Regions from separate parts of the Mus musculus genome. Here all the other regions are linked to region 1. A link is a loop called in an ENCODE intact Hi-C map of the cell type or tissue named here. Cell type or tissue: left cerebral cortex. All regions are shown on one strand.

Region 1 (8,000 bases):
TTTCTCAATTAGTGATCAAGTGGGGAGGGCCCCCTTGTGGGTGGTGCCATCTCTGGGCTGGTAGTCTTGGTTCTATAAGAGAGCAGACTGAGCAAGCCAGAGGAAGCAAGCCAGTAATGAACATCCCTCCATGGCCTCTGCATCAGCTCCTGCTTTCTGACCTGCTTGAGTTCCAGTCCTGACCTCCTTGGTGATGAACAGTAGTATGGAAGTGTAAGCTGAATAAACCCTTTCCTCCCCAATTTGCTTCATGGTCATGATGTTTTGTCCAGGAATAGAAACCCTGACTAAGGCAGTCCCCCCAGAGAAGAAACATCAAAGATGACTCCCAGAAGTCAGTGAGAGGCATGGCACTGATTCTCCCTCCCAGTCCAGAGCTGGGATCATTCTTGCCAACGTCTTGACTCTGCACACCCAGCCTCCAGAATAACGATGCAATAAATACCCATTGTATAATTTGTGGTACTTTATTACAATAACCATAGAAATCTATGTTAGGCAACAAACACGTGAGAAAGAAGAGAAGGACGTGTCACCTATAACAACAATGTGGCTACTTCCTTATTGTATTTTCTCTCACAAAGAGTTATTTGATTCTTTTCAGACCAAATAAAAATCACTAAGTGAGAAAATTGCCTTTGTGACACAGATTCAAAACTCATCTGTTTTATTCTGTTAAAACTAGATTTGCTCCTGGTGTAACTTAGGAATTATCCAGGTAAGAGCCTTAGCTATCAACTTAGGCTGTTCATTGTGATGTACACATGACCTCAAGTAAACTAGCTCAGGACACCTTGGGCTGTGATGATTTAATTTCTCTAATTAACTATGCTCGTTGATCAAAAAAGCTGGGGACAAAGGTCAGGCTTTCCCCCTTCCTCTAGCCTACTCCATTTGGTAACTAGCTTGGTCCTACTTCTAATGTCTGCCATGATCCTCCTTTCAATGCTACCTGGATCCATGTGTTTTGCTCTACTCAGGATGGTGTGAGAGTAAGGATAACATGGGGAAAGCAAAGGAATCTCAGCCTCTGTGAGATTCCAAGTGTCGGGTAACCATCAGGATGCTTCCTCTGCCTAGGAGATTATCCAAAGCTTCTCACCATTGCTGCTGTAAGTGCATTGGCATCCCACCTAGCCAAGAAAATGAGATGATAAATCTGTTCTTCCTAATATCTCAGCAGCCACCAGTGTCTCTTAAAGGCTACTTTACTGGTAGGACAGTAGGAGTCCTAGCTACCTGCTCAGTGCTGAATTTGGGCATGAAACTTATTTGCTTTTTATCACCAGTAGGTAGCAAGAAAGCAGAATTCACTGAAAGTGGCTGTCAAGATTGCAAGACAGCCTGGGGAATCTCAGATTGCTGTCATCGCAAGCTCACGTGAAAGCGCAAGCAAACATAAAAGCAAAGCATGGTTAGGGGTGTAGCATCACTCAGGAAATAAGCACCCAGTTTTGTTTTTGATACTGTGATCTTTTTTATTAGGAAAGATGGCTCTTCATCAATAGCAGAGGCTCACTCAGAAATGCAAAGAACATGACAAATGTGCCAGCATATGCATTTACAATGACAAATGCCAAGCTGTTTTATGTAAGAAGACTTTGCGATGCATATGGCTGAAGCAGAAATAACGCTGCAAAGCCTCAAGGAATGTTCTCCATTTCAGCACATTCTTTCTCATTCCAAGCCTGCCCGATCCAACCAGCAGACGTACTTTGCTTCAGGATTGCTTATGCCTTTCGGTGAGCCCACGAGATTTGGAATTGGACCTCTCCTTTTGATTCTGCAACTCTCTTCGCATAAATTGTTCTATTCATTTCAAACAACCATCCCTGCAAACGAGGGTTATCTCTACCCTCACCCATTACTAACTAGATGGGCCAGTCTTCATCATGGTTTCATTAGACTCGCCCTGTTTTAAGAAAAATCAGTCATTGATCCCAAATGCCATGTTTTAACTGGCAGGGCCTGCCTCAGCTGCCATGTGAAGAGAGAAGATTCTGAGACTGAAGAGAGAAAGTGCACACAAGAATAAGCCATTCTCACTAGGAAATGCAAAAAATCACCAGCTATGCCATTGTATCTCTCCTGTGTACCACGAAATTCCATATTCTTTTAATTATTATCACAAACGCACAGGTCATTTTAGTCCTACTGTCTTGTATTTAGTTACTTTGTCACATGATTAAGTTTGTTTTTATCCACATAGTAACTGCCTGGCATTGCTCAGAGAAATGAGGTTAGCAAACTTAACTTAGAAAAAGACAATTCTAACCTGACTCATTATGAAACATTAACACATGCACTTCCACTCTCTAGCCAGATTGCCTCAAAAGGTAATGAATAAAGACGGAATCAAATGAGCCATTTTCATGAAGCAGCAGATGGAAGAGGTAATTTTTCAAACATAGGTATAGGTCTATAGGGTCAATATTAATAAACTACAGCGACTTCAGATAGTAAGAGTTAGAACATTCCAGAAGATTCTGGGGGGGGGGGGGAATGGTGCTTCAGGAAGGAAAAGGCACCAAAACCAATCTCTTACTTTTGAATTTCTGAGCGTGGATGTTGCATGTAAGGAACATCCTGTGAACAAGCTGGTGTTAGATTCAATCCTGGAATGTATAGCCTTGAAAGTGAAATTCACAACCAAAAAAGAAAAAGAAAACCCACATGAATTAAAGCTCCCATGGTCTATTTTTAAGTATATTTTGGAGTGGGGGTAGGGTTAAAGCCAGCACTTAGAAAAGCATCCTTCTCTTGGCACAATGATTTATGTGTTTCAGGTTGGCAGGAAGACTTCACTTCCAGTGATATTCTCCAATTGTTAAAATAAAATAAAAAAGTCCCTACTGCTTTCTTTGCAATCCATAATTTTGTGTTTTTAATTTAGATAACTGAAATGTCTCAAAGCAGAAATAAACTGCATATTCATGAGCCCTGATTTGCTGTAATCATTATTTCTAACGCTGTGCATCGGTGAAGACTTGAGTACCAAATCCTATTCTTGGTCAATTAAATCAGATGACTAAAAACTGAGAGAGCAGGGGACCTCGTTCTTCCTTTCCTCTTTGAAGAATTCTGTTGGTCTATCAGAGGTCAAATGTCCTTGCTCCCAACCAGGGCTGATAATTAGTTGTTTCAACATTGGCAGGAGGGATAAAAGTCTATTTAATATGCTAACTACGGGACTGTTAATTTTTCTTCAATAAGTTTTTAGTCATAGACAGCCAAGGGACCAAAGGGAAAAGATAGTATGTTAAAATGAGCTGAGTAGGTGGCTGGAGAGATGGCTCAGTGGTTAAGAGCACATGTTCTTCTTGCAGAGAACCTGGGTTTGGTTCACAGTGCCTCGGACAGCTCACAGTCACTTTTAACTCCAGATCCAGTGGATCTTACAACCTCTTTGGGTTTCTGTGGGCACCACATTCATAGACACATACCCATGCAGAAAAATACACATATCCATGTAATTAAAAATAAACTGAAAGTCATAAAGAGATGTCACAGCTTCCTTAGCCATCATCCTAGACTAAAACAAGTATTTAATTTAGGTTCGTTATTCCAAAGAGAAGGTGTGCATAAGAAAAAGGGGTTCCAGATGCCACCATTGATTTGCCCGCAGAAGCCCTCTGTAAAAATAATTAATAGTACACAAACCAGGCTGTGTAATCTAGATCTATTATTTACTAGATTTAGAATGTTGACAGAAGTACTTCAGCTGCTTCAGGAAGCTACTTCATCTGCAAACTGGGGGTGAGATATTTATATCATAACATACTCAACTAAGACTAAAAGATTTACATTTTATGAAGGGCCACCATAGTAATTGAGCAAAGTAGTAGATCAACAAATGATCTTTAGTTGTGCTGTACCTATTTTGGCTTTCTGTTTCCTCCAAGAAAACACCAGCAAGAAGAAACAAACACAGTTGAGAACTGAAATTTCTTGAAATGTTCATGATTTTTTCCATAGCTGAATAATATATCACTGTGGTGCCTATGTACATATTTGCATTATCTGTTCATCTGTGGATGGGAGTCTATGCTGTTTCCTTTTCCTTGCTCTCATGAATATAGCAACAATAAACACGTGTTAGTGTCTCTATGGTAGGGTATGGACTCCCTTGGGTATATGCCCAGGAGTGAAATAGTTGGACCATATGGTAGTTCTATTTTTAATTTTTGATGAGTCGACATACTGATTTCCATAATGGCTGTTCTAATTTGCATGCCCACCAGCAGTGAATAAGGACTCCTCTACCCAACATTTCTCTTAAAGTTTGTTGTCAGATTTCTTAATGATATCCATTCTGACTGAAATGAGGTGGTACCTCTAAGCAGTTTTCATCTGCATTTCCTGGATGATTGGGAATCTTTAGCCTTTTTAAAAATGTATATTGGCCACTTGTGTTCCTCATTTTGAGAACTACCTATATATGTTCTGACCCTATCTTTAACGTAAGTCTTTTCAAAGGTCTTAAGCCATTCTCTCTCTGCCAGGAGCACCTGGTGATAAATGAGCCTAATGTAATCAGTCCACACAAAAGTATGATTCGGGGCTGACTAGTTTCAATAGAAGGGGGATTCATAAAGCTGCAAACTGACTATGCTGAAAATACACAATAAACGAAAGTAAATAACATTCTCTTCTGAGCTATTCTAAGACTGGTGGTAGACGATCATGAAAATATGCACTAGATAAGTAAGTAATATTTGTGGGATAAAAAAGAGAATAAACTCTTGACTCTTTTCAGAGAACAAGAGGTAGAAGGTATTTTGAACATCCCTGACCTTGGATCTATCTGATGACAAATACTCAAGTATTTTTATGCATGTTAGTTTCTATATAGAGAATAGCCCAGATGTAGCAATTCTTCTGCCTAAACCAAATGATTGCATATGTTCATTTGGTAATGGAAGTGGCTACATTAAAATAAAACACTTTGCCCTTAGCTTACGTGTGTGTGTGTGTGTGTGTGTGTGCACATGCATGTGCACATGCACACGTGTCTCCAGCCATTTGGAAAGTTCTTATATACTAAACCTCTTTGGAAATATTGTTATAATTCATTTTAAAGAAATATATTACATAGGAAATAGTTTCACATATATACTGAGTTCCTAGTCAACGTAGTTTTTTTTTTCTTTTTTTTTTTAAGTGTGATGAGTGCAGTAGAGATTAAATAACCCTGGGAATGATGTATCCACATTCTTATTCCTTAACAATTTGCTATTAGCATCTGGTGTAATTTGACTCAAACTTTTTAAAGCACTTTGGTGATTAGGTAATTTTCCTCTTCAGCCTTCAATTCTTCCGAAGCTCATCTCATTCATGAATAGAGTGCATTAATATTAAAGTTTGCGAAATAGCAATCTTGGGTAGGGGGGTACGTATGCCGTAATTATTCCTTCCCAGAAGTGACTTCATCATTGCCCCAGCTATCTGATGATCAATCGGCTGAATAATAATGATGAGAATTAATATTTATTAAGCACTTAAAATATGCCAACACAGTGCCAAGCACTTAACACACCTCATTTAATTCCTATAGCAACACTATGTGACAAATATTATCTCTATCCTGTAGACAGAGAACTGGAGCTCAGAAAAATAAGCGAATAAAGTTTCGTTTCTGAGAAACGATGCAATTGGAAGGTAAAGCAAGGCAATCTGGTCCCAGAGCTCACCTACTTAACTACTTTTGAATAATTTCATTTAACTGATTGTTTTCTGGTAAAGGAAAATAACTCTTGACGGTGATGGATCTTTTTTCTATATGAGGCATTATGGTAACAAATGCTCTACAGCCTGAATTTCCAACCACTGAGTTCAATATTTCTTACTGTCAATTATTCAAAACAATTCAACTGATAGTGAATGTAGATAAAAGTTTTCCAGTTGCACAGCAAGGCATGCAGACACCCCCCGTATCCACTACATCATCTTAAAAGATATACCTTCAGAAAGATGCAGCTTTTTATCTTCAAAGTAAATATTGATTGATGGGTTTTTTTTTTTCCTGTAACTTGACAAGGACGTGGAAGGTGAGTGAAGGAGTGAGCTAGACTGAGAATAGGATCAAGAAGCTGAGGCTCAAGAAATAAAAGAAAATGTCTCTAACAACCCTTCTATTATAATTTTTCTCTTATTAATTGAATAGCCCCCTTAAGCTTGGTGATTTGTCAGGGAAACTGATACCCGCTTGTGAAAATCTCCATTCCTTCCTGAAACTTATTATCCAGTACCTTGGTCTTTGGGAACTCCAGTAGCAATCACTTAAGGCAGGGTGATTTGGGAATAATGGAATTGTTTTTTCTTTCAGTTCTATCAGCTGGGAGTTTCCAGACTGAGGCTCAGGCAAGGGTGACCATGGGGTGAAAGCTGGTGTCTGCTCCCAAGGTGGAAACTTGTGACTGCTTCATCACACAAGAGAAGGTGGAAAGGCAAAGGAGCCCAACTTGCTTCAAGTCTTTCATGAAGCCCTAGTAACCTAACCATTCACCTCTTATTTTCATTATATTGACCACTAAGTTTCAACATCTCAATGTTTGTTGGGGGGTAGCGGGGACATGTTCAAACCATAGCACAAGGGAACCACAAAAAGGCTCAACATAGATCTGTGGGGATCCTTGCATGGTATAATCCCACCACCTCTCTCTCTCTCTCTCTCTCTCTCTCTCTCTCTCTCTCTCTCTCTCTCTCTCTCTTTCTCTCTCTCTCTCTTTCCCTCCCTCCATATGTATATAGCTCTGTCTCTGTGTGTGTCTTTCCCTCTCTCTGTCTCTGTCTCTGTCTCTGTCTCTGTCTCTCTCTGTCTCTGCTTCTCTCTCTCTCTCACCACACACACACACACACACACACACACACACACACACACAAAATGATGTTAGTATATTACCTCAACTTCTTATAGGCATCTATGATCCCAATATTTATATTTATTCATTACCACATGATCTCATCAAATACATATTAAGTTATTTGTTAGCATTACACTATGAACATTATCAAAGATGAAAGAGCAAACATTGCTGATTTTGGGGAAAAGTATGAAGTACCTTAGATAGTTTCCTATGTACTCTTATTATTTTCATTATAATAACAAGAAGATATCTTTAATACAGCACCTCAGAAGCAGAACCAGGCTCTATAAATTTTGGGCTAGCCAAGTCTACATAGCAAGTTCCGGGCTAGCCAAGGCTAAATAAGAATACACTGCCTCAAGAAAAAAAAAAAGTTAACACCTAACACTAACTATTACAATAGGATATCATGATGATCATCTTCCTAGTTAATGAAAAAAAAATTCAGAGTTATAGTTCTGATAACAAATCAAACTTCTTTCATAACTTTTCATAACTTTTTATCCCAATCTACAAAGTGTACTCTGAGGTCACAAAATCAGCTGAAAAGCAGGGTTCCATTCAAGTGCAACCACACAGTTTGTCACCTCGTGTTCAAGTAAGTGGCTGTTAATCCTGTGTCCCAGAGCAATGCCTTCCAACCCTGAACACTGTATTTCATCAAACACTGTAGTCACCGAAATGAAAGCCATTTACTATTGTCTTAACTACTGTACTAGAGATGGTGTGCTGTGGCTAGCCAGGAAGTTTTTCTTGATAAAAGTTGAGGAGCATTCTGTATAATACAAGCACTTTGGAGTACTTCAGAGGCTGACTCAGGATAAGTAACTGATGTCCAGGTACACATTTAGAGAGAATCAGGAAGATTTCTTTGTGGCAGTGTGGTTCTGCACCACACTGATCGGGATTATGCATTTGTCTAAAGACTCTTGTTTTGTTCACCTTGATGGTTTTGTCTTGGTCGGAGCTCACGAGGGCTTGCTCCTGCAACTTCACCACCTGATGGCTGTTTTATCACTTGGACATTAAAAGATACTGTCCTGCTGGAAATCAAACAAAAATATGTAGCAGTGGGGGATGAAGAACTGGGGATAGCCACTAGAAAGTGCCAGATGCTGGGGAAGGGAGAGGCTG
Region 2 (8,000 bases), 410 kb before region 1:
TTCATAAGTGAGATTTGTAAGATTTAGATATCACTTAAAGAAAACTTAACACATATCTTAACATGTTAGCTAATAATAGTTATATTAGGTATAAACATAGTGATAGTTTCTATGTTATTTTTTTCTGCCCAAAGTTAAGTATCCTAGCAGGTGAAGAGTTAAATTTTATGGTAATTCAGTACTTAAATATTTAAGGAATCATCTTAACAATTCGATAGCATTTTATTGCACATATTTATCAGTAAAGTACAAACACTGGAGTTTCTTCACATTACTACCTAAATTTGTTATTCTCAGTTTGGTTTTTATGGTAGGCATCCTATCCAGTCTAAATGTTGTCTAAGTGTGGTTTTGATTTGTATTTATCATCTTATTCTCAAAACAGATTGGGTTTTGTTTTTTTGTTTTGTTTTGTTTTGTTTTGAATAATCAATACAATACTAACAAGAAGATTCCAGAACTTGATGGAGAATATGTGCATCTTCTCTTTTACCCTCTGCAGACAGCATGGGCAGTTGGGCAGAATTAGGCTTGCCTCTTGAAGGGAAGGAGGGATGGGGAAAAGGCAAATGGATCACATCATTACCGGTGAGAATGCATGTCTCAGTGCTGTCAAAAACATCTGAAATAATCAAAGTTCAGAGTTCAGTTCATGGTCACATAGACTCAAGACCTTAAACACAGCCTCACAGTTGAAGGAGTGTGTTCTAGAAGAGAGCTATTACGTTCATGCTGCTGTTGGGTTCTGTGAGAATGATGGAGCCATTTTTTCCTCTAATGGTATTCACCCAAGGTGTTCTGAGCTGATAGCTTTCAAGTTCATAAGAAGCGTAGGTGAGAACAATGGAAGAGCAAGGAGGTAAAGTTTAAGGAGAGGTAACAGCACTGTTCTATGGACAGAGAGATGCAACAGGAAGGGAACCAATAAAATGGGTTGTAATACTCTGGCCTGAAGCTTTTCTGAACAGAGAATGAAGCTGATTGATTTTGCCCATATGTATGTTAAGGATTAGATTGGGGCTATCATGGTCACCTGAATAGGATTCTTAGAGAAGAGTCCAATTTGCCTGATGAAAAATGGAAAAAATGCAGGCTCTCAAAAAACTCACTAGTGGAAATAGATTTGCCAAGAAAATCGAACGTGGGAAAAAAATGAGAAATTAAAAATGAACAAAGATTGATGCTTTAAAATTTTGTTGCTAAATAAAGCTCCTGAATTCACTATGTAGAAGGTACACACACACACACACACACACACACACACACACACACACACACACACACGTTTTTGTCAGATCATGAATATGTCTATTCTCTTGAGACCTGCAATTCTAAATAATTGCATATAGGCAAGGACTGTCTTGCTCCTGACCTCTATTAATAGGCAAATAAGAAACAGAAAAAAAAAAAAAAGAGGCTATAAACAAGATACCTCCCAGGACTCATGTCTACTCCTTTTAGCTTAGTATTATTTGCTCTAGTTTCTATAGTCTTCCAAAATAACACTACTAAATGGGAACTAATTATTTAACACATGAGCCCTTTGGGGACATTTCAGTTTCAAACCATAATATGAGGCTATTTAGGTTAACTGACCCTCCTTCAGTTTCAAACCATAACTTGAGATCATTTATTGACAGCTGACCCCCAATTAGCGTGTATATGAGTATCCTACTTAGCAGAACAATCAAGCTGAATCTCACCAACATGAATTGCAAAGGGACACGTAAACCAGACAGAGATCAGTAAACCTAGACATAGCAGATTAAAAAGAAAAGGCCAAAGACTCAGAGCCAAATATATGGCTTTTTTCATATTTCATATCATTATTGTACAAATTAGATGCATGCTATATAACATATGGAGGATCCAAAAGAAAACTATTATATTAAAACACAGCATGAAATAACTCCAGGTATGGTCATCATACTAAGAATGTACAGATAAGAAAGATAAATTTGTTTAATACTGCTGAGTTGTTGAGTCAAGATTGGGACTGGAGGGTCAACCATTAGAATAGGTATGGAATCTAAGGATCTTTTTTAAAAAGATAAAATAAAAATGCTATTCTTGTACAATTCACTCTGCCAAACCATGGGCAGTGTGCGGAGATATAGAGGTTTCTTTTTAATGTCTACTAGCTGAGCAAGCCAACAGTCAAGACCATTTGCTTATGCACATGTCAGATTTGAAAGGTCACAAATCCAAGCACAGAGGTGTTTTAGAAGAGCCTGTGATATTCCGGGCCTGGCAGCTTTCCCCATAATTACATTCCATCCTTAATGACTGCACTCACTTACCTGCTGTTTTGTATCTTACTGACCAGAAGTCTGTCTAGTTCCTACCTTATCCTGGCCAATATTGATTCAGAAACTTCTATATGAGATTCTATTATCCACTTGTCACTTCTCATCATTTGCTTTTGAAAGGTAACACTTCTGAAAAACAAAACCCCACATGGCCTGAATAATGACTGTGATACAACTAGTTACCCGTTGAAAATTCCATTGCCCCATGATGAGAACTCAGATTCCAAGAACTTAAACAACGGCCTGGAAGCCATCACAATTCTATTTCTGGTGGTTTCTTTCTCTACTGGACACTGGACAGTATCCTCAGAGTTGATGTTGTTGCTATTTTCATTACTCAAGAAATGAAGCATATAGTGTTTCCATCATGAGGCAGCCAATTCTTGTACCATGATCAACTGGAAATGGCTTTCTACCTAAAGAGATAAACACTTTTAGGCAAAATGTTTCTGATCAGTGCTCACGACTTTTTCTGATATGAAATATGTTTTACTTTAAAACATTATTTTTCATAAATAGATATTCTTTCTCAACAGTGTGGAAGGAGAGAACTGACCTTGATAGATTTCCCTGTGACCTCCACATGTATACCATGGTACACTTTTGTACACACACATACACACACGCACGCACGCACACACACACACACACACACACACACCAAATGTAACACAATATTTATTTTTAAAAAGAAAGAAATTTACTTCCAGTTTCATCTTATTTTTATAATAAGAGGGTTTTTTATTTAAAATTCTTATGTTACCAGGAAGACCAGAGATAGAATTAAGAAAACCCAAATAATAAAATCATTTCATTTTCTTCTCCTCAGAGCTACAGTTAACATAGGCTTTCCTTCAACTACAGATGTATAAATTAATGAAGTTATCAGAATCTATTACAAAAAATCAAGACTTTTCATGTTGTTTTAAAGTTTTGTAAATAGTTCAAAGAATATTGATGCTCACTAATACCTCAAAATCGTAGTAGTAGTTGGATGACCACCGTTCTTACAAAATAAACTGGGAAGGTACCTGTACCAAGTTTGTTTTACTTATATTTTGAACATTGTATTTAAGCACAAGTTTTTCATGGTCTTAGGCTTTTTCTGCCTTTAACTCAGGAAAAGAGTGTGCATGCATTTCACCACATACCAAAAATGTCCCACTGTACCAATATTCCTAAAATCTCTGTTCCCCAAAATACATTCACTGGCAAAATAAAAAATTAAATCCTGGCTGCAGAAGTTCTTTAAAACCGGGCAAAAATAAAATCCCATTTAGGAATACGAAAGTCGATGAGTCATGGGCTGAAATGTTTGTGTGGGCTGCCCTAAGAAAAGCTGAAACAGGCACATCTGTAGTACCTCTCTTCCCCTCTCAGCTGGGTGGCTCATTCTCCCTGGTGCTGAAATCCAAGAAGACCCCTCTACAAGTGAGGAGTTGCTTTTCTATCCTACTGAAATGAGGGTTCAGCTACAGTTTACAGTTAACTATAAAATGGTATGTTAATATTTGAAGCTATCTCTGCAAACTACTTCTGTGTGAAGAGTATCAATAGAGACCAGTGCCTCACCTTATTAGAGCAAATTCTGAAATGTAGGTTAGAGAAAGCACCACCCATACTGAGGGTCTACAAAGTCAAGTTCCTCTATTTACCGTTGTCTGGACAAATCCCAGAGAGTTCACATTCAGAAATAAATAAGCATAACTGGTCTACATTTTAGAACACGGTTGCCAAAGATTAGGTTAACAGCCCTACAATCCCTCAGAATAGGGAATTGCCTGTGATAGCTTATCTCTCATGTCTGTGAAAAGTGGGATGTCTGAGACATGGCACAGTCAACTTCAGAGCATTGTTCAAGCTGCTCCTCATTGCTGCTTCTCTGGGTCCTCACATGGCAGAACAGCACAAGTGAAGCATCTGTCCCTTCGAGCCCTTTTATAATAATCTCTAGGAAGAGCAGCCTTCCTGGCCTGATCATGACCTGAGGGCACTACTCCTGAACGCCATCACCCCCAGGATTAAACCTCACCTTAGAAATCTGGGAGAAGTCATACTGCTACAGAGATAAATTCTGATCCTTTGCTGAATTGGAATCTAAAATACATCACCTTACAGTATTCCTACCAGACATTCACTGACAGACAGCCCGTTCATTATATTTAAACCAGTATTCCAAAGACCAAACATCTTTTGAAGTTCAGTATTTTACAGTCTTATGTAGCTGGTCCCATTCCATGTTCTTAATAGAGTTGGATATTGAATTCACAGATATGGATTTCTGGTGAGCATATGATACGAAACGTCACTTAAGCAGCAAGCAGGTCAGCCAAGTTTATTTTTGGTATGCTTTCCTCTCTAATCGAGAACACCCGGCTGATAGGGCCAGAGGAAAATTGTAAGCCAAATTGCAGGTTTAAATCAAATAGGGTTAAAATAAAAACCGTATTCACATCTCTCTGTCGATTTCAAGAGTGTGTTCTCCTGAAAGATGACGAAGGAACAGAGGAGCTTTGGTATTTGACTTCCTTCCTCGGGATGCAAAGCAAAAACAGAAAGCCTAGCTCCGTTTCTCAAGTTGTTAGTGCATTTCACAGGGGACAGAAGAAGTGGCTGAACAGTTAGGATTTGTACAAGTTTTATTACTCAGAATGAAGTAAGTTTACCATTGAAATTCTGAGCAGGAAATGGCAGCCTCCGAAGCAAAGGTAAAATGCAATCTCGCCATCACAGAAGAGCAAAAGTCTCTCTCTTCCCAACCAAATCACCGTAAAAGGCTATCAGAGCCTAGGACTTAGACACGAGAGAACAGGGCTTATTGCCTTTTGTCAAGGTATATATGTTCAAATTCTTGAGAACTGAGAAACTTCAAGGAGAGAAAGCATACTGTCTGAAGACAGAGGGATCATATAGGTGCACATGTACTCACTGCCAGTAGGTACAGTATCTGTGTTGTACAGAGAATACCAGGCTATCATTTACTTCATCCAGGGCACATCTACTTACACCTCACCTCACTGTGACATTTCACATGCATGCAGGACTGCCATGCCATAAGGAAGACATAACAGTTGAAACACAAACATTTTAACACATAAACACTAGTGTGAACCACAACATTTGAGAAATAAAAATTAATATAATGCTTCTAGAGGGAAAAATAATTACTTAACTTGGCTCTTTGACCCTCCCAAATACATAAATTTTAATTCTTAGAAAATGCATTAAATTAATCATAAATAAATTAAATATGTATTTAATAAATATATTAAAATGAGTTTTACTTCTTACACTGCCAAAATACAATTTATCTACCAAGTTATATTTATCTAGAGGCTCTGGGACTATTTAAATTAGATTACACTTAAAACTACTTTCAAGGTCAGAGAACAGTTTCTCCAGTTTTGGCAAGCTCGCCGTCCTTTGTTCAATTAACTCACTTGATGATCTGAAAGTGTGGAAGTAGGGAAGGAGGGTTACACAATATGCATCTACATGGCAAGCAATGAACTTGCAGCTCTCCGAAAAAGTAAAAGTCATGGTTCTGATGGTGTGCAGCTCCAAATGTCTGGGCCCTTGGAAACCTCATTCTTCCAAAGGACAAATATTCAGGGACTCTGTAGGTTTAGATATTTCCCTATAGGCTTAGATATTTCCCTAAACCTACTTCCTTTAGGATTCTTAAAATCTTCTATCTCCCTCCTAGGTCACCAACCAGAGGTAAGGGAGAAAGAAAGTGAATAGGAAAAGGGATTTGTGTTCTTGTTTATTACCAGTTTTTTTTTTTTTTTGGGTGATTCCACTCTTCATTATCAAGATACTAGCAGTCCAGTTCAATAGCAAATGTCAAACACAAATCAGTAGTGGTGGTCAGATCCAGCAGAAACTGCAAGACTCTGCCAAATTGACTTGAGTCAGTTTAAGTGACCAGAATCAACTGGAATGCCATGAGAAGTTCTTTGGTGCATTTTTCTCTACAGAGTAAAGACCAGCAAAGACCAGTGAAGAAGCAAGACCAGCAAAGTGTTGCAGAGCCAGAGAAGACCAGTGAAGCATTGCATGGCCAGGAAAGTCCAGTGTTGCTTGGCATCACAATGCAATAGTCTTCGTTAGTCTTTGAAAGTCTTCATTGGCTGTGCAAAGCTTCACTGGTCTTCACTGGCCTTTGCTGGCCATGGAATGCTTTGCTGGTCTTTGCTGGCTGTGCAACACTTTGTTGGTCTTGATTCTTCACTGGTCTTTGCTGGTGATATGTCAAAAGAGTATAAATGGAACTTGACATGTGACACAAATGAGTTTACAAAGAAACCAGAAATTTCCACTTGAGGACTCTGATCTCTGATCTGGTTCTGATGTGATTTGGGGGTTATCTCTTTAGATGGTTAATGTTAGACTAGAAAGAATTCTAGTCAGCAGAATAGTTTCTAGACTGGATAAAGATCTAACATTCCAGTTGAACTGATTCAATCACTTTGGTCAAGAGACCACCTCAAGGATTGTCGTCTCACCTTAAGCCATGCTAAAGATAGAGGGAAAATAATTAGTTCTTTAATGAGATACTATGCTCCCCACCCACCCACCCAGAGTAGAGTAGCTTGTACGGTTTGTACATCTGCTTGATATTTGGAATAATGTCTTTCTTTTCCATTCCTTGTTTCTCTTTTCTAAGCATGATTTCCTTAATACTCTGGGTTTTCCCTCCATGATTTTGGGGTCCTTCATTACTCTTTTTCTAAAGCATTCCACCGTGCCATGTGGCTGTGTGTTATTCATGTCTGACCACCATGCTATGCTTGTTTAAAATGGTGTGATTTTTTTCCTCTCTACTCTGTTTTCTTCCAGGTGTTTACTAAGATTTTACAACATGCCCACCAGACATTTTTCTCTCAAACTCTAACAAAAATGTCCTTGTTCTTCAATTAAATCAACAAAAATGTTAGAGTTGGCTGAATCGTTATGTATTTCACATAAGAGTAATAAGTATAAGTAATAAGTAATAAGGTAAGAGAATAATGGGGTTATATAAGAAGAACAGGGCTAGGGTTGTGTAAGACACTATAGTTTGTGCCTGGCTTGCTTGCTTGCTTTTTGTACCCAGGCTGGCCAGCATTTTAAGTATTCCTGTTTTATAATATATTTAATGATAGGATCCAAAATATATGGGATGGCAGTATTTAACAGTGTGGCTTATAGGTTTATATTGTATCCTTGTCTCTTTTTTTTATTTTAAAGTGTGTGTGTGCAGGAACACACACATATTTACATAGGATGTGTAGATGTATGTGTATGTGAATGCAGACACACACATGTGCTAGTGTATGTGTGAACGCTAGAGGACATCCTTCAATGTGGATACTCACCTTTCACCTTAAGGCAATGTTCTTGTTGTTCTCCACTGAATATGCCAGGCTAGCTAGAGCATGAGTTTCTAGCAGTTCTGCCTCCATCCCCACATACAAGCACTATGGTTACACAATGCTACAGCTTTACATGGGTTTGGGCATACGCACTCTGGTTTTCATGTTTCCATTGCAATTGCTTTACTTGCTGCCCTTTTACAATATTATTAACTTACTGAGAGAGGTCCCGAGAGAGAAGAAGGCCTGATCATTTGTATTCCAACATCCAACTCAAAATAGATTATTAGAGGCTTACTGCAAACTGAGATGGTGGTGGAGTAGGGTGGTTAAT
Region 3 (8,000 bases), 1.3 Mb before region 1:
ATTATGGGCTCATATATTTATTTATTTAGAGAAGGGTCTCATTCTAGACTGGCCTGAAACTCATGGAATCAAGGGTAATCTTGAACTTTTGAGCCTCCTTCCTCTATCTCCCCTCATTGGCATCACAATAATAAACTGCTCTGTTTGATTTGTGTGCTACTGGGGATCAGACCCAAAATGATGCATGCTATAGGTAAGTTCTCATAAGAGAGTCACTACCTCAGTTCTAGCATCTTTAACTTAGTATTTAGGAGCAGTGCCAAAGTTCAGTCTCCCCTCCCCTCCTTCCCTTCCCTCTTTCCCTCCCCTCCCCTGTCCTTCCCTCTCCTCCGGTCCCCTCCCCTTTTCTCTTATCTCATCTCCTTTCATCTCTTCTCCTTTGCCCTCATCACATCTTTTCTCTCCTTCCTTGCCCCTCTGCCTTGAGGTAGGATCTGATTATGTAGCTGAAGCTGCCCACAAAATCATAACCATCTACCTGGTTTTACTTCATAAATACTGGAATCACAAATATGAGGCAAAACACCAAACCAGAAAACAATTTTCAGGGCACTGTGGGGGTCATAAACTAATAGCAATAACATGTTAAACCTCTTCAGTTAACATAAAAGGAGCAATGGTGGTAAAGAGTGAAGGCCAGCATGCTTTCTGGAAGTATCTGCTCATTTCCTCAGGCTCTTATGTATACATGGAAAAACCTCAGATTTTCATTCCATATGGAAAAAAATTATGAGTCAGATTTGTGTTTGTGATATCCACCACCCTTGGAGAGTTATTAAATATCACTATGTAGAATTTCCTCTTTTGAAAAATAAGAGAGAAAGAAATAAATTTCTTGCTTTTGTTTGAAAAGTCAGTGCTAATATTTTTTCCTGGAACTTTCTTCTTTCAACAACAGCCTCTCTGGAATGGACCATATCAGTGTACTTAATCTTCAGACATTCTCCATACTACTTTACATTGGTTTGCCACAGCTACAATAACTACGATAACTACCATGTACTAGTAATGGTGCTCATAACAAGTGCTAAATAAATACTTATTAACTTGGAACTGTAGGTTTCTATTAGGAGTTATAAAAATACAGTTTAGTAAAATCAGTTTTTCTTCATGGTATCTTAGGCAATTACTAAATTAAGAACTTATACTTATACCTAGATTAGGTATTATGTTAATCATAGGGAACTAATGAGCTGAAATTAACACAAATTTCATGTTGAAATGATACATACTTTGAGCCCTGACAGTTATGGTTTTTAACTTGTTGTTATAGGAGTTTTACTTGACTGTTATTCGTTCTTCTAGCTTGGAGAGAGAAATGTGAGTGTCAGATTTCCTAGGACTGTTGCATAATTGCTGTAATAGCTGTGAAATACCTAACTTGGAGCATAATAGCTACCAATCAGTTTGGTTGGCTCTTACAAATGCAAGCAAGTGATGATCTATGCTGGAGATTTTAGGTATGTTTTTTCATTTAACTTCCCCTCCCCAAATCCATGAGGGAGGTACCAAATTACTTTTATGTTGCAGAATCAGGACTCAGTCTTCGGTTTAACTCTAATGAATGCAGTTTAAAGGAAGATACATCTTGATAGTATCTAGGAAGGATAGTAGCATCATCCTGTTGTCCATGATTCTCCAAATACAAAAGATGGCAAGATCGATTATTGCTTCAGAGTTACTTCAGATATGTAGCTCTAATTTTTGGAATGAATTGTAGTCTAGAGCAGTGGTTCTCAGCCTTTTAGTGCTGTTTGAGAGATGAAATTCTATCCTCATATATTTTGGGAAATATTGCGACCTCCACAACATCTTAAAATTTGAAGCCAAGGTTCTGCACAAGTAAAAGACTACATTTGTACTAAGTCACTTCATTTTCTCACCCCTATTCCCACCAGCATGTTACACCGAGTGTCTCACTGCCTAAAGATTTCCTTGCTTTACAAGAGTGGCCTTCATCATCCCACTGCATCTTTACTGGATATAGTTCATTAGAGCAGCACAAAGCAAATACAGCAACACAGATTTCCACATCAGTGAAGAAGCCTCTTGTATCATGCGTGGCCACTGGATTCTTTACATTTTCCAAATTACAGTTACTCAAAAGTTGTAAAGCCACATCTTCTGAACGTGTAATGAAAACGTGAGGAGTAAATCTTTGTAGCTGCTCGTCACCTTGTCCTCACTTTCTGCTGCTTTCAATGTCTGGTTGACAGGTCCTAGAGTCTCTAGCAAGTTCCTTCTTCAGACTTCTGTCTCTGGATTACACACTTCTACTGACAACCCTAGTTCAGGTCTTTTAGAGGTTTGCCATTTTAAACACTTCTTATGGCTCGTTTATTTTCTTTCAATTATATTATTACCTGTTATTTTGTGATAGACACACAAGTATTAAGTGTTAGAGTTTAAAAAACTAATTTTGTTACATTAAATTCCACTCTTAGTTTCTTACTTTTGAAAGTAGCTTTCTTTTTCCTCCCTCCCTCCCATCTCACTCAGCACAGCTCCCAGGGAATGCAGCATCTCATGACTGGATTGTCACTACCATGATAAATAAAGCAAACTTCTTATTTCAGTCTCTTCTTTTCATAGAACATTCCAAACTTCCAATTGAAATACCCAAAATAGATGTTCAAAAGTACACTGTGGAAAGTGCCTAAGATACTCTGCTTCCTGAATTAAACAATCCTACTTACTTGTAAGTCCTTTTAGGGCATCAGGAACCATTTTGTTGTTGTATCCAATGTCAAAACTAGTCTAGTATTCCAGTCTCCTTTCCTGAAACATTCGCAGAGACAGGTCAAACTTCACTATCTTTATTTTCTTTTTGAAATCCACTGAATGCCCCCAAATTAAACGCAACATCTTTAAAAATCTATATCTAGAATAGGAAGGATATGCAATACACAACAATGTTACTTACATATGTTTCTCTTAGGAAAATGAGATTGTACGGAGCACTTAACAACCTATTTTTGCCATTTACCTTTTAGTTGGCTTTACCTTATTGTTTTTAATAAGAATGTATTGCTTTTAAAATTCAGTGAAGAAAAATGACTATATTCTTAGTTGTCTGTCGAATTTTCTCTTCCATTTTGGTATCAGGACTTTTCAAAGTCTGAGCATGTTACTGACAGAATAAATGACTCTATCCCCATCTGCTTTGTACTTGGTGTGACCATATGATATGGTTATTGCCAATGCAGTGTAAGACGAAATAGTCCAGAAAGTCATCTCAATTTGAACTAAATTCAACTTTGAAAAGATTTCTTTTCCTTCTATCTTCTTCTTTCGTGGGATGAATTTCCTGGATAACTTGAGCCCTGGATGATTGGTTCATAGCTGTGAAACAATAAGCTTTAAAATTGCACAACTCAGATTGGAAGTAGATCCTTTACACACAGTTAAGTCTTGATGTGACTGCTGTTCTGCCTGACAAAGTCTCTGCAATATCACCAAAGACCTGGAGTCATAGACTGAACCCTCTCCACAACTGACATTTTGAGAAAATAAATCGTTTTTGATCTCCAGGTTCTGGGGATAATATCTAACAGTAATAAAGACTTTATTGTAATTTATAAAAGTAATACTATTCTTTCAGAGATGTTATATTTTAATCATCATAAAACAATGTGATTGAGTGTGCATGAATTTGTGCGTGTGTGTTTAAGTGGAGGTTTCTCTTCTTGAAAGACATCCACTTATCCTAATAGTTATCCACATAACCAGTTGTTGTTTTTAATAAAGAGGATGTTGGGTTTGGGGTGTTTTTTGTTTGTTTACTTTTTTGAACCACTGATAAGCAGGAATATCTTGTTTAGAACGCAGCTTAGATATCTCTCAACAGTTAGTAACTCCTTCCTAGTGGCCTAGATAATGTTCACTTTCCCTATTAGGGTGCACTGTGACAATCCTCATAGATGATATTCCCTGAAGTGTGATATGGGTGCACCAACTCCATTAGTTCCTTGACTTGATTTGCTATTGCTAATTAATTCAGAGTCTACATTTCTTTGCCCAAGGTCCCACCAAAATTCCTAACAGGGACTTTTCATTCCAATGTATTTATCGTCCATTTTGCCTCACAGATAGAGAAAAAATATGCTGTGTTTGTTTATTTTCTCCCAAATACTTTATAGTGTAAGCTTTTGTTTTCATGACTCATCTTACTGAATTCTAAATTAGCAAGGTAATACAAATTCAGAAACATTCTATTATCTTATGTTCCAAAATGCTTTAAGATATTTAAGGTCATATTTTTTGGTTTTAATCTTTGTTCTGTCCAAGTTATTTATCATTTTAGTTTACTTTAGTGTAAATAGTAAGTGCTACAAATAGAGATGTTGTTGATAGAGAATGATATCTCCAAATGTTTTTATACAAAAGTATTTCAACACGGTATATTGAAATAAAATATTTCTGTGTACTAGAAAAATATCACAATTAACGTTACGTGTCCATGAAATATAACCACAATTCTAAGAAGCTATGGGCTTTGTGTTTCAATCTCTGTTGCTCTTTGCAGCTTGCTATACAACTGAATAGTAATTAAAGTGGAATTCCTTTCCTTCTATCAATCCAGAGACCATTGCAGAAAGTACCTGGTGAAATTTCTAATGCATTGTAAATTTGCAAACATATGGGCACACAACCTTCTTCCCTTAATAATCTAGCTGCTCTTGCCCATTTCCCAGTTTTTTCTTTTTAGATTTTGTAGCATGCAAACGATGTACTTTGACAATAAGATCCACCGTTGCTTACATGCTGTGGAAGACTGAAAAAAAGGAACAGGAGTCTGTAAAATCGTTATTATTTTTTGGTTCAGATTGAAAGAAGAGTAAGCACATTCAAGTACTGACCTCGGGACCGAATGTCTTCGGAATAGAAAAAGGAAACTCTTCATTTCTCCTTGGATGCAAGAATGTTGAGAGTGGATCAAGCATGTATATGTGGAGGTGGTGGCATTAAGTAGTATTCTGGAATATAAAAGGTTGTCAAAAATGAGAGAAAAAGAACAAATATATTTTTGTGTGTGTCTGTTAACTCATCTAACTTTCAATTTTCTCCTATGTTTGTATTTTATTCCTCATACAGTTTGTGATTTTTTTAACAAGGTTAAGAATTTAATTATAGCATTTTCATATATATATATATATATATATATATATATATATATATATTTCATATAACATATACATTCACATGTGCATATCATATTCACATATATGTATAGATCATATACATAATATTCATTATATATATCATATACTTATTTTTAATTTTTATTACATTTATTTGTGGTTATATATACTTGGGTGCATATACATGACATGGTACACACACAGAGGCCAGAGAACAACTTGAAAGACTCAGTTCTCTCCTTCTATCATGGAGTTGTCTGAAAGTGCACTTCAGTCTTTAGACTTGGCTAAATTGACTTTAAATTGAACTATCTCTCTGGTCCTTATAATCATACAGAAGTGGTGGTGCACGCCTTTAATCCAGCAATTGGAAGGCAGAGGCAGGTGGATTTCTGAGTTCGAGGCCAGCCTGGTCTACAGAGTTAGTTCCAGGGCAGCGAAGGCTACACAGTGAAACCCTGTTTCAAAAACAAAAAACAAAACAAACAAAAAACAAAACAAAACAAAAAACAAACAAACAAAAAGTGTGTGAGTGTTAGTGTGTGCGTCCTGTTCAATCATGTAACACATAACTTTAGTGTAAAAGGATATTATAGTTATATTTGTGAGATCAATTTACTAGGTGTAAGTGCACAAAAAAATAGCTTTTGGTAAAATGATAATAAGAATTCCTATGGTCTTCCCCCTAGAAACTATTTTTTTTCATGCAAAAAAATATATTCTACATGATGCATAGATGTCTTGAAAACCATTTGCTCATGGAAACAGTGGTAACTATAGTTCAGGAGATGCTTCTCCACTCCATGGAGCTTGGAATAGAAATCTGGAGGAGGGAAATTCCACAAAAGATCACAGATGTATTATTTGCAGATTAGCCAACATATGGCATGTTTAATTGCAGTTCTGAAACTGAAGCAAGGCTAAAACTGATATTTTATTTTTAAAATTTCAGGCTATAGTGCCTTCTAAGCATCATCTAGAAATGTCAGAGCTTTGGTCAACTCAATCCAAATTACCTAAGGCATTTTTCATAGGTTAAAACTTGAAGTGAAAATTTCAAAGTAGTCCAAACTCTGGAGAGAGAAAAAGACATTTTAAGTGAGTTAACCTTCCATCCAATGGTAGAGGCACATTCTCCTTCACCATTTTTACTTTTTTCTTTTTTAAGCAAGACCACAATATATAAAACAAATCCACGTTTCCAATAATTTGACTTAAGTGTTAAAGAATTGGGACGAAGTGCATGAAGCTGGGGGATTATGGCTGGCGATGGAATTGGAAGGAAAGAGTAGATGGACATGTTCAAACTACACTGTAATCACATATCAATCTATCAAATAATAAATTAAAATGTTATATGAAAAGTAAAAACCTTCTCCCAAGTCCTAGGCCAGTGTCACTCTTCACCTACTTTGGATTTTTAAACAATGTGTGTGCAGAGGCGGGGGGGGGGGGGGGTGTCGATGTCTCTCTGCTGTAGGTGAGAGTATGTGCTGGTTCATTCTAACTACAAGAAACAGAAATTTCATAGAATTTCCCTGGAACAGGAGGTGGATAACAGTGCCATGCCCTCACCATGCACCACTCATGGATTTCGGGGAAGGGGAACACATATTCACAGTTAGCAAGAGTGTCAAATATTAAAGCTGCTATGGAAACTATTGTGGTGTTTCTTCAAAAGTCTAGAAATGGATTTTTGAAATATGATCCAGTTATACCAGTTATGACCAAACTGATATTTTATGGATACTTGCTCATCCATGTTCATTGTTACTCTATCCATGATAGGCAGAAGGGTGGAAACATACTAGATATTTGTTAACTGTAATGTTGAGTGTGCCATGAATATTACCCAATGGAAGATTACTTAGTTGTGAAGAAAAGAAATTAGCAATTGACAGGCATAAATCATATTCAGTGAGGTCCCCAACCTCTAAATGAAAAATGACACACACCATATTTCATATGTAGATACTATCTTTGAATTTTAGAAGGGTATGTTTATTGAAGGACATATTGCAATATAGAGTGAAGTAGGGAAATTAGTAAGATGACTTTAGTTGGATTGCAAAGGAAGGAGATAGAATGCATGGTCTGAAGAGATAGAAGAAAATCATTGAGCACAGAGGGTAAGATTGAGGCATGAGAAGGCAGGGTCAGGGAGGAAGTCTGGGGAGGGATAACTCACAGTGAACACCATTAGAAAAGCTAGATGGAAACCTACAATTAGCAGCTTCTTTTCCTAAATTTTACTCATATACATGCACACAAAACATTTTCTGTGTAATCGCTTTCTAATGGGGATATAATGCCTCTCCTACATACCAACAAACAAATAAAAATCTCTGGTCAAGATACAGCATATTGCTTACCTCTATAATTCTTAAATCCCAACTTTCAGCTATTGCAAGATCTAGAGTCAAGAGGCCCCAAGGCCTGACACTATTACTGGTGTGCTTACGAACAGGGGTCTATCATGACTGCCCTCTGAAAGGCCCAACAAGCAGCTAAAAGAGTCAGATGTAGGTATTTACACCCAACCAATGGGCAGAAGCTGCTGACCTTTGTGGCTGAATTAGAGAAAAGCTGGAAGAAGCTGAGGAGGAGGGAGACCCTATAGGAAGGCCATCAGTCCCAACTAACTTGGAGCCCTGGGCTCAAACCCTGAGACACCAACCCGGCAGTATACACCAGATGATATGAGGCCCCACAACACATGTACAACAGAGGACTGCCAAGTCTGGACTTAGTCAGAAAAGATGCACATAACCCTTGAGAGACTTGAGGCCTCAGGGAGTAGGGAGGTCTGGTGGGGTTGGGGGTGGGGACATCCTCTTGGAGACAGCAGGGGACCGTGTG
Region 4 (8,000 bases), 1.0 Mb before region 1:
AGATTAGGAGATAATCAGAAATTGACACATATAATTGTCAAACCATTTACACCATTACCATATGGTAATATTAGCTACTGATAACTTAAGGGACACCAACAGATTAGAGCAGGTAAAAAATAAAGGTGTGGCATAACTAGCTGTATATGAGCCATTATATTTCTGGTGGGTTTACATACTATTGAAAATAGCATTAACCACCCCCATAAAGAACACATATATAATTCTAAAGGTATGATAGTTAACAACATTAAGTGTTAGGCAAGGCGAGAAAGAGCAGGATTAGAGTAAATAAAAGAGGTAGTGATGCCAAGTTCAAGTGAAAACATCTGAAACTTACAGGGAATAAAACGTAAAGTTATCTCAAATACTATTTGTAATTTTAGGAAGGGTCTATAAGACAAAAATTTATCTAATTTGATAAATAGAAAGGTGGAATTGCTGAGGAGTGATGAAGTCACAGCTAAATATTTATGGGAGCTAATAAGTATATGTTACATCCATACTCTTCAAAGCTACAGGGCATGCATTATGTTAGTATTCATTATGGCTACAGAGTGAGTATTCAAATCTAGAACAGGAGAGAGCAGAGGATCTACAGAGCAGAGCTTAAGTAAACCCCTAATATAAGGCTTCCAGTTGCTCTTGACTATGGAGACGTAGAAAGTATGGCCTCCGCACATTCAAACACAGCAATGAACACAGTATACTGTCAGCAAAATATCCAGAAGATATACTTCACCTATGCTATATAATACAGATTCTTATTGAGGCTCTAGTACATAAGTACAACTGACTTGTACTTGGTTTGAGCCCGCAAAGATAAACCTGAGACCTTTCCCTCACAGCACAAAATCATACGGTTCAATTTTAGGAGCAATTCAAATCTCCAGAGCAACCAAAGTATCCTGTTCATCTATGAGAACACATAGTTGAAGATTATTTCTAGAAACTTCTAAAAAATGTTAAAACTATTTGGGAAAGATAAACTTTTTGTTTATGCTCAATATGTCAAGGTCCCTGTGACCTATAAGATGATTTTGAAGAGTGTAGATCACAGGTCAAAGGAGATAGCATTTTGATAGTCAGTGAAACATACAAACTAAAATCGATTTGGTACTTGGGTGGCAAAGAGTTTCTCAAATGAGAGATGAAACCCAGTATTCATGCTGTTATGTTACAGGCTGAATAAGTTGGGAAAAGACAGTGTTTGATCAAGAGGAAGATAGGACTAATTTCCAATTCCTACAAAGGCATATTAAGTGCTGTATATAGCTTTGGATATAGACTGTAAATACCTTTCCAGTGTGAACAGCCTACTCATGGGATCAACAAGTCCCCTCATTTGGATCTCACTGTCCTTCACTTGAATTTCCATTCCTGTGAACCTTGTCCCAAGCCTTGGCTTCATTAGAAAGGCAGATATGTTTCTTTCCTCTCCATGGGATGGAGTGACTCTGGGAGGGTTTCAGAGTAGCCATAGATATAACAGCAGAGCCTTCCTTTGTTTTTGTTGTCTCCTTTAGCTATATGTCAAAAGTAATTTAAATGTTTATCTGCTAAGCACACATTCGTGTTTATGCTTCCTTTCAACTAGGAAATGTCGCCTCAACTTAAATGTTTTAGAAATGTGCCTTAGCCAGAATCACTGTTACTTCCTCTCAAATTTAAATTCCTGCTGTAGTCTCCTCCATGACACCTCCCACAGTCTCTGTGGACCGCTTTCCTTCTGTTATTTTAGGGTTTTATTCTCCAGAGTCATATTTAGGTCAGGCACACTGGCCTCACTTACTAGGAAGTTCAGTTCATCTAGCAATGACTGCAGTTTATAGGAAGGCCACATCCTGAAACCATTGTATTAAGTACCCTTTGTGATGATGCATAGATTTAGCAATGCTCTGGTTTCCAGATCAAAGCTTTGAGGGTGGTGTATGTTTGTGGCTACTTGATGTCACGTTAATAACAGTCGAAAACAATGTATTTAGGAAGAGTAAAAAGTAGAAAGAGCAGAATCTTAAATCAAGGGAGGAATTTGTGACACTATTTACATGTGTAGTGACAGGCAGATCTCATAAACTTCCTTTAGGACTGCTTGCAAAGCAGACACGAATGCTTCCTGTTTGGTTCTAGGTATATCCAACCTGAGACGTGTGGACCACATGAGTCATCAGATTATTATGAATAAGATCCAACCAAGCATTATAAACTTACTTATGCATTATGGGTTTTTTCCATTTTTTTTTTCTTTTGTAATTCTGTTATATGACTCTCATATGTGAACTTTGTAGATGCTAATGTGTTGAAATGCCCAAAGCTTAGAAATAATGGAAAATATCTTGCCTGGGTTCTTACAGGTGGAAAACAAAAGGTTTCTGAGCACACTGAAGTAAACGATTGAAAGGCTCAAGAGCCAAATGACAGAGGCCAAAGCTCTAAGCGTCTCAAGGGTTCAGAAGGTTCTACCGCACAGATGTTGTTCTTAATCTCTGGCTTCTCTTCTCCTTCTTGACTCTTCTGCCATGGCTTCTACTTCCGTCTCCCTGGTCATTTCATTCTTCAATAGTACGGCTGATGAAGTCTAGGGTTCTATACCTGAAGCTGTGGTCTATTCGGCTCAGGCAGAAGTATTCCCAGCCAACATATCCACTTAACAGAAAGTGTAATGATGATTAATGAGCTCATTTCTCTCATAACTCAAAAGTGACGTTCTGGGGCAGTCTACATGGCTATGAGGAGACAAAAACCAAGATAATACGTGTGTTCCTAGCACCTTTAACTCAGCCCATCCCTTAGGACTGAGACTTACATGCCCTTCGAATTAGGGAGGTATTGGATAATAAACAATCTGTGACAGATTCTGAGATGGGAGGAAGGCATTCCCGTGCCCAGAGTGCCCCAACCACATTTCTTCTAAGGGAACAAATTAAGTGGGCATAACTCCTTTTCCAACAGTCACATAGTTTTAAAGAATCTATTATTTGTAAAATATGTACTAAGTGCTAGATGCTTTATGGCAGTGGGAGTAAGAAAATAGTGGTGTGTATGTGTGTGTGTGTGTGTGTGTGTGTGTGTGTGTGTATGTGTGTGTGTAATGTTTTGTATTAGGTAATCTAAGACTAAGGCGTTTTAATATAAATTGCCTAAATAAAACCAATGATCTTAATATATAGGATTTCAATATTTTCAATTCACATTTAAAAACACTTGCTCACTTAATATGGCCTTTTTTACACATGTAGAATTTATGTATATACGTATGTATGGATATATGTATGTATGTATCCCATTAATGTTTCCTGTATTGTTCACAGGCACAGGACCTTGTACTGGAGCTGGGTCATATTCCTGAAGAAAACACCAAAAATTATCAGCTGAAGAAATGTCTCCTCATCCAAAGGATAGGCCTCTTGAGCTGCTAATCCACTTATGCTGGAATTCTGACTGGTTTGGTTATCTCCAAGTTTTGTGCAGCCAGCCCAGCTGTTCTAATCATGAGTACAACACTTTGGCCCATCTGGAGGCATGACTGCAGAGTAGATCTCCCCAGCTCCTGTATCTTGACATCTGCCTGCCTCTTCTGTGATGTTCCCTAAGACTGATCATTATGTATGGGTTATAGATGGCCGATACCTAATAAAGATGTTTCTTTTAGAGATGACCATTGGTTTAGCACATATTCTCAGCACTTTCTGTGAGTTTCTACATTAACTATTGTTCCCTGCAAAAATAAGCTTCTCTGAGGAGAAATAAGAGCATCCTTATTATGTGAGTATAAAAGGCTGAATATTTAGAAAGCAGTTGATGCCAATTTAGTAAAATGGTGCTACCTAGCTACAGTGTGCTTGTGACTGCAAGACAAAGTGAAATAGACACAGACATGTAGACGAACACACTGATTTCCAAGTTTTGTTTGTATACCTGTTTCGCAGATCACCTTGATAGACAGAAGTTGTTTCCTTGCTAATGTTGTTAGCACTACATTCTCTACAGCTAACAGGGTAACGTGATTCCACCCACATAACAGTAATGTCACATAACCTTCTCATTCAGGTCAAATTTCAGATAGTAAAAGACAAATTCTTATTAATTTGTAACTTAACACAGTTTCATTGTGTTTTATCTCTCGTGAGTTATTTGTAACTCTTTGATTATTGCTGGTATATGTGTGTGTGTATATGTATATGACTTATACATAGGTGAGATGTTGTGCAGTAAGTTGGTTAATGTTGACTGAATACTACATGGCAGCACTTCTGTGAGGGCAAAGCTTATCCCATACACTTGGAATCATCCCTTCTTCACTAGGTCCTGTGCATCTTTCAAAGCATTCATAGATTCATTCACCATCTGTTCAGAACTCACACATTTCTATTTTAAATGCCTAGTCTGTCTATATTGCTGAAGACTCATGTCAGTACTCAGTATCCCTGCAAATGCTTTTCACTGAAGATTATTGCCAACTCAGTATCCTACCAAGACTTGAATTGCAATCCCCTGCTCAATGATGAATCCCTCACCAGCTCTCCCTGCCAATACTACAGGGAACCTTTCCTGGTCTCATTGTTTAGCCTAATCTCATCTTCTTCTGCCATGGGACTCCGGTTCTGAGCCTCCCAGTCTCCTTGACCACTGGAAAAGTTTCTAAAAATTCCCTCTTCTCTATTCCAGAGACATTTGGTAGCCTAAGAGGCCCTGGAACTCTAGTTGCTCTTGGGTTGTGATGGGGGAGATCAGGCTGGCGGGAGGTTCCTCTAAATATGTTGCAGAAATCTTTCTGGAATAAGCACTGTGGAACCAATGAAAGTACAAGGGTGAAGATGTCATCAGTAGAACAAAAGCCAAGATACCCTTGAAGGCTTCATGCCAAGGACCAGCCTCAGTTAGTTTGGGGTTCCTGAGAGAAGGGGTATTTGGGAGCAGTGAAAACAAATTTGATTCTATGTCAAATTGTGTGTTCAAGCTGGTAACCTGTGTTCTGCTCAAGATGAGTCCCTAGACAGTTCTCTGTAGCTATCCTTTGTCTCTGCTGGAGACAGCTTTTTAGACTGCTCTCTCTCTCTTTTCTCTCTCTCTTTCTCTCTTTTCTCTCTCTCTTTTCTCTCTCTTTTCTCTCTCTCTCTTCTCTCTCTCTCTCTCTCTCTTTCTCTCTCTCTCTCTCTCTGTGTTTGTGTGTGTCTGTGTCTGTGTCTGTGTCTGTGTCTGTGTGTGTGTGTGTGTGTGTGTGTCTGTGTCTGTGTTCCTCTCAGATCTAGACAGCCTGTTCTTGCTATTCTAAAAAACTCACTGGTTGATATAGCTCTCTCTGCTAGTAAACATTCTGAAAGCTCTCTATATAGCTCATGGGTCTTCTGACCAAAGTCAGAAATGCTGCGATAAAAAATCCTTGGATGTTCAGAACAAGTCATAAATCCTGTTAGATTCTAAATGTAATTTTTTAGTTTTCTGATCAAAATCAGAAAGCCAGAAAAAAATTCTTGAAGAACTGTGTTCACCTATCAGACAGCCTTCTCGAGATAGCTGCTTGAAAACAGTCAAAAAGAACCGTGTTTGCTCTCTCAGAAAATACTATTTGAAAAAATTCTAAAAGAGCTATGAAAAATTTTCAAAAGAGCTGTGTTCTCTCTTCATGGATTTTCCAACTGAAATCATAAATCTTGTTAGAAAAAAACCTTGAAGTGCTGTGTTCGCTCTTTAGAGATCCCGGGACAGCTCAGTTCTTGCTAGAAAAGAAAGAACCTCGGGAATAAAAATGAAGAAGACCCTGAGGAAAAGAGGTTGGCGATAGACCCAAATTGGGATCCAGCTCAAGGGAAGGCCCTAAGGCCTGACACTATTACTGAGGCTATGTTTTGCTCACAAAAAGGGGACTATCAAACTGCCCTCTGGAAAACCAGACCAGCAGCTGAAAGAGTCAGATGCAGATATTTACACCCAACTAATGGACAGAAGCAGCTGACCTCTGTGGTTGAATTAGGGAAATGCTGGAAGAAGCTGAGGAGGAGTGTGATCCTATAAGAGGACCAGCAATCTCAACTAACTTGGAACCCCAAGATCTCTCAGACACTGGGCCGCCAACCAGGCAGCATAGACCAGCTGATATAGGCCCCCAACACATATACATCCAAGTACCACCAGGTTTGGACTCAGTCAGAGAAGATTCACCTAACCCTCAAGAAACTGGAGGCCCCACGGAATGAGGAGGTCTGGTGGGGTTGGGGGGTGTGGGGTTAGGGACATGCTTGTGGATGTGGAACCCCTCAAAGGGTGGAATGGGAGGGGGATGGAATCTGGGAAATAAAAAAAGATTAAATTAAAAAGAAAAAGAGAAAAAAAAGACAATTCTAAAGAAAGGAAATGCTTTCTTTCTGCTAGCTTATCTCTTGCAGACCAAAAGTCCAGTTTTTGTTGTTGTTGTTGGTGGTGGTGGTGGGATTTTTTTTTTTTAAATATATGTACGTATCAATTCAGTTATTCATTTCAGGTTCCTTGTTAACAATCCCATCATTCCTTGACCTTAGCCCCTTGACTCTTAGGAAAAGAATACCAAGTACGTGGTTTTTTTTTTTTTTTAACATTTTGAAAGAATTCAGAGATCTGCCTGCCTTTATAACCTTAGCTGGGAAGGAACTTGTCCTGAGATTAGCGTTCTGATGACCACACCTGGACCTAAATCAGCTGTGTCCCGGGCTGATCTTGAACTCAAGAATCTGCCTGTATTTGTATCTGCCTGTTTTTAAATATTTCTGACAAACTGGCTCATAGTACAGCTGGCTTTGTTCTTTTAGATCTGTGAAGCTCCTTATACGATGCAAATTGCACCCTTATTTATTTATTTTTTCATTGTTGACAAATTATATATATTTGAACTCATGCTCTTAGAGTTCTTTTCCACATCCTTAAGGGCTGTCCTGAAGGTACCAGAGTTTATCATTTTGCTAAAGACATCCGATATACCCTCAACTCCTGGACTTCCTGCTGTTTCAAATTATCATGGAATCCTTACTATTAACAGGGAGGAAATTTCTCCGAGGTATGTGAAAATGCATGCATTTACATACAAACAAGGTTTACCCCACAGCAGCCATGGATACTCTTGGAGGCCCAGGCCTTCTTGGCCCTGTTCTTGGAACAAGAACCAGGTCATTCGACCTCTACTAAGACCTTGTGGGACACAGTAGTTTCATGTAGGGTATTGTTTACATGTTCATTTTAAAGTAAAAAAAAAAAAAATCACATGGATGGTAGCAAGCACTTGGAATTTACAGAAGTGTAGCCACCTGCGGCCACACTAACTGGGTTCCTGAGTGGGAGGCCGGAGCTGTATGGAAGGAAATGGCGAGAGAAATAATGGAGGCCAAGACATGTTTCTGTTCAAGGTCCCCCGAAGTTTACTAAGAGTCTGTGCTTATAAAGGGGAAGGCCCATCCCCTGTCAATCCATTCTTGGTGCCTGTTGCCAGCCTGTAGATGGCTGAACCGGAATATCTCCAGGGCCTCTCAGCAGGTAGCAGTGTCTTGGAGAAGAGCAGCAGCAGGTGACAGAGCATAGAGCCATCTAAGTCAGAAGGGTCCACCCCAGGTGGTCTCATTCTCAGTGGCAGCAAGGTCTGAATCAGCCTGCTTCAAGGCTGGGGGAGGCTATACAGAAGCACCTGTGGCAGTTGTCAGGTTTATAAAGGGATGACTAGATGTTTTAAACTATTTTTCCAGATTCTTCTATTCCATGTAGCAAGTCATGCTTGGCAAATAGGAATTACAAACAGATCTTTAATTACATCATTAGATTAAAAAAATCAGTAATTAATATTTGGTCATTGCAACCTTATTCTACTTTAACTTCATATATGAACACATACATTTATATGGTTTTATTTATGTAATCTGCTTAAGCTGTCAACTGGAGCCGTTGGTGCATAACTTATGGTTTCCCTTGGAGGCTTGGAGGAAGGTGTAAGATCTGCTGGAGCTGGAGTTGCAGACACTTGTGAGCAGCTTGATATC

What was found. A loop is a pair of places that touch in the nucleus more often than their neighbours do. Peaks named below come from ENCODE experiments on the same cell type or tissue, not always from the same donor. Only the 100,000 strongest peaks of a DNase experiment are listed, where the experiment ranks them.
Region 2: a loop joins it to region 1, with 2.3 times the contacts of the local background. A loop is called at or near these places in 2 of 42 quality-filtered maps.
Region 3: a loop joins it to region 1, with 5 times the contacts of the local background. A loop is called at or near these places in 6 of 42 quality-filtered maps.
Region 4: a loop joins it to region 1, with 3 times the contacts of the local background. A loop is called at or near these places in 2 of 42 quality-filtered maps.

The regions. Positions count from the first base shown.
Region 1 is chr11:40,778,199-40,786,198 of GRCm38, reverse strand. No RefSeq gene overlaps it. Among named protein-coding and RNA genes, the nearest start is that of Ccng1, 27 kb to the right of the region's middle. In left cerebral cortex, no CTCF peak of the experiment used is centred here; DNase peaks (open chromatin) are centred at 2,268, 2,675, 3,301, 4,158 and 2 more places; H3K27ac peaks cover 4,774 bases.
Region 2 is chr11:41,189,808-41,197,807 of GRCm38, reverse strand. No RefSeq gene overlaps it. Among named protein-coding and RNA genes, the nearest start is that of Ccng1, 440 kb to the right of the region's middle. In left cerebral cortex, no CTCF peak of the experiment used is centred here; DNase peaks (open chromatin) are centred at 3,600 and 4,691.
Region 3 is chr11:42,046,362-42,054,361 of GRCm38, reverse strand. No RefSeq gene overlaps it. Among named protein-coding and RNA genes, the nearest start is that of Gabrg2, 50 kb to the right of the region's middle. In left cerebral cortex, no CTCF peak of the experiment used is centred here; DNase peaks (open chromatin) are centred at 2,160, 2,601, 3,229 and 5,992; H3K27ac peaks cover 1,491 bases.
Region 4 is chr11:41,809,600-41,817,599 of GRCm38, reverse strand. All of the region lies in intron 3 of A230004M16Rik (a long non-coding RNA gene), which reads right to left. Among named protein-coding and RNA genes, the nearest start is that of A230004M16Rik, 100 kb to the right of the region's middle. In left cerebral cortex, no CTCF peak of the experiment used is centred here; DNase peaks (open chromatin) are centred at 1,685 and 4,407; H3K27ac peaks cover 1,221 bases.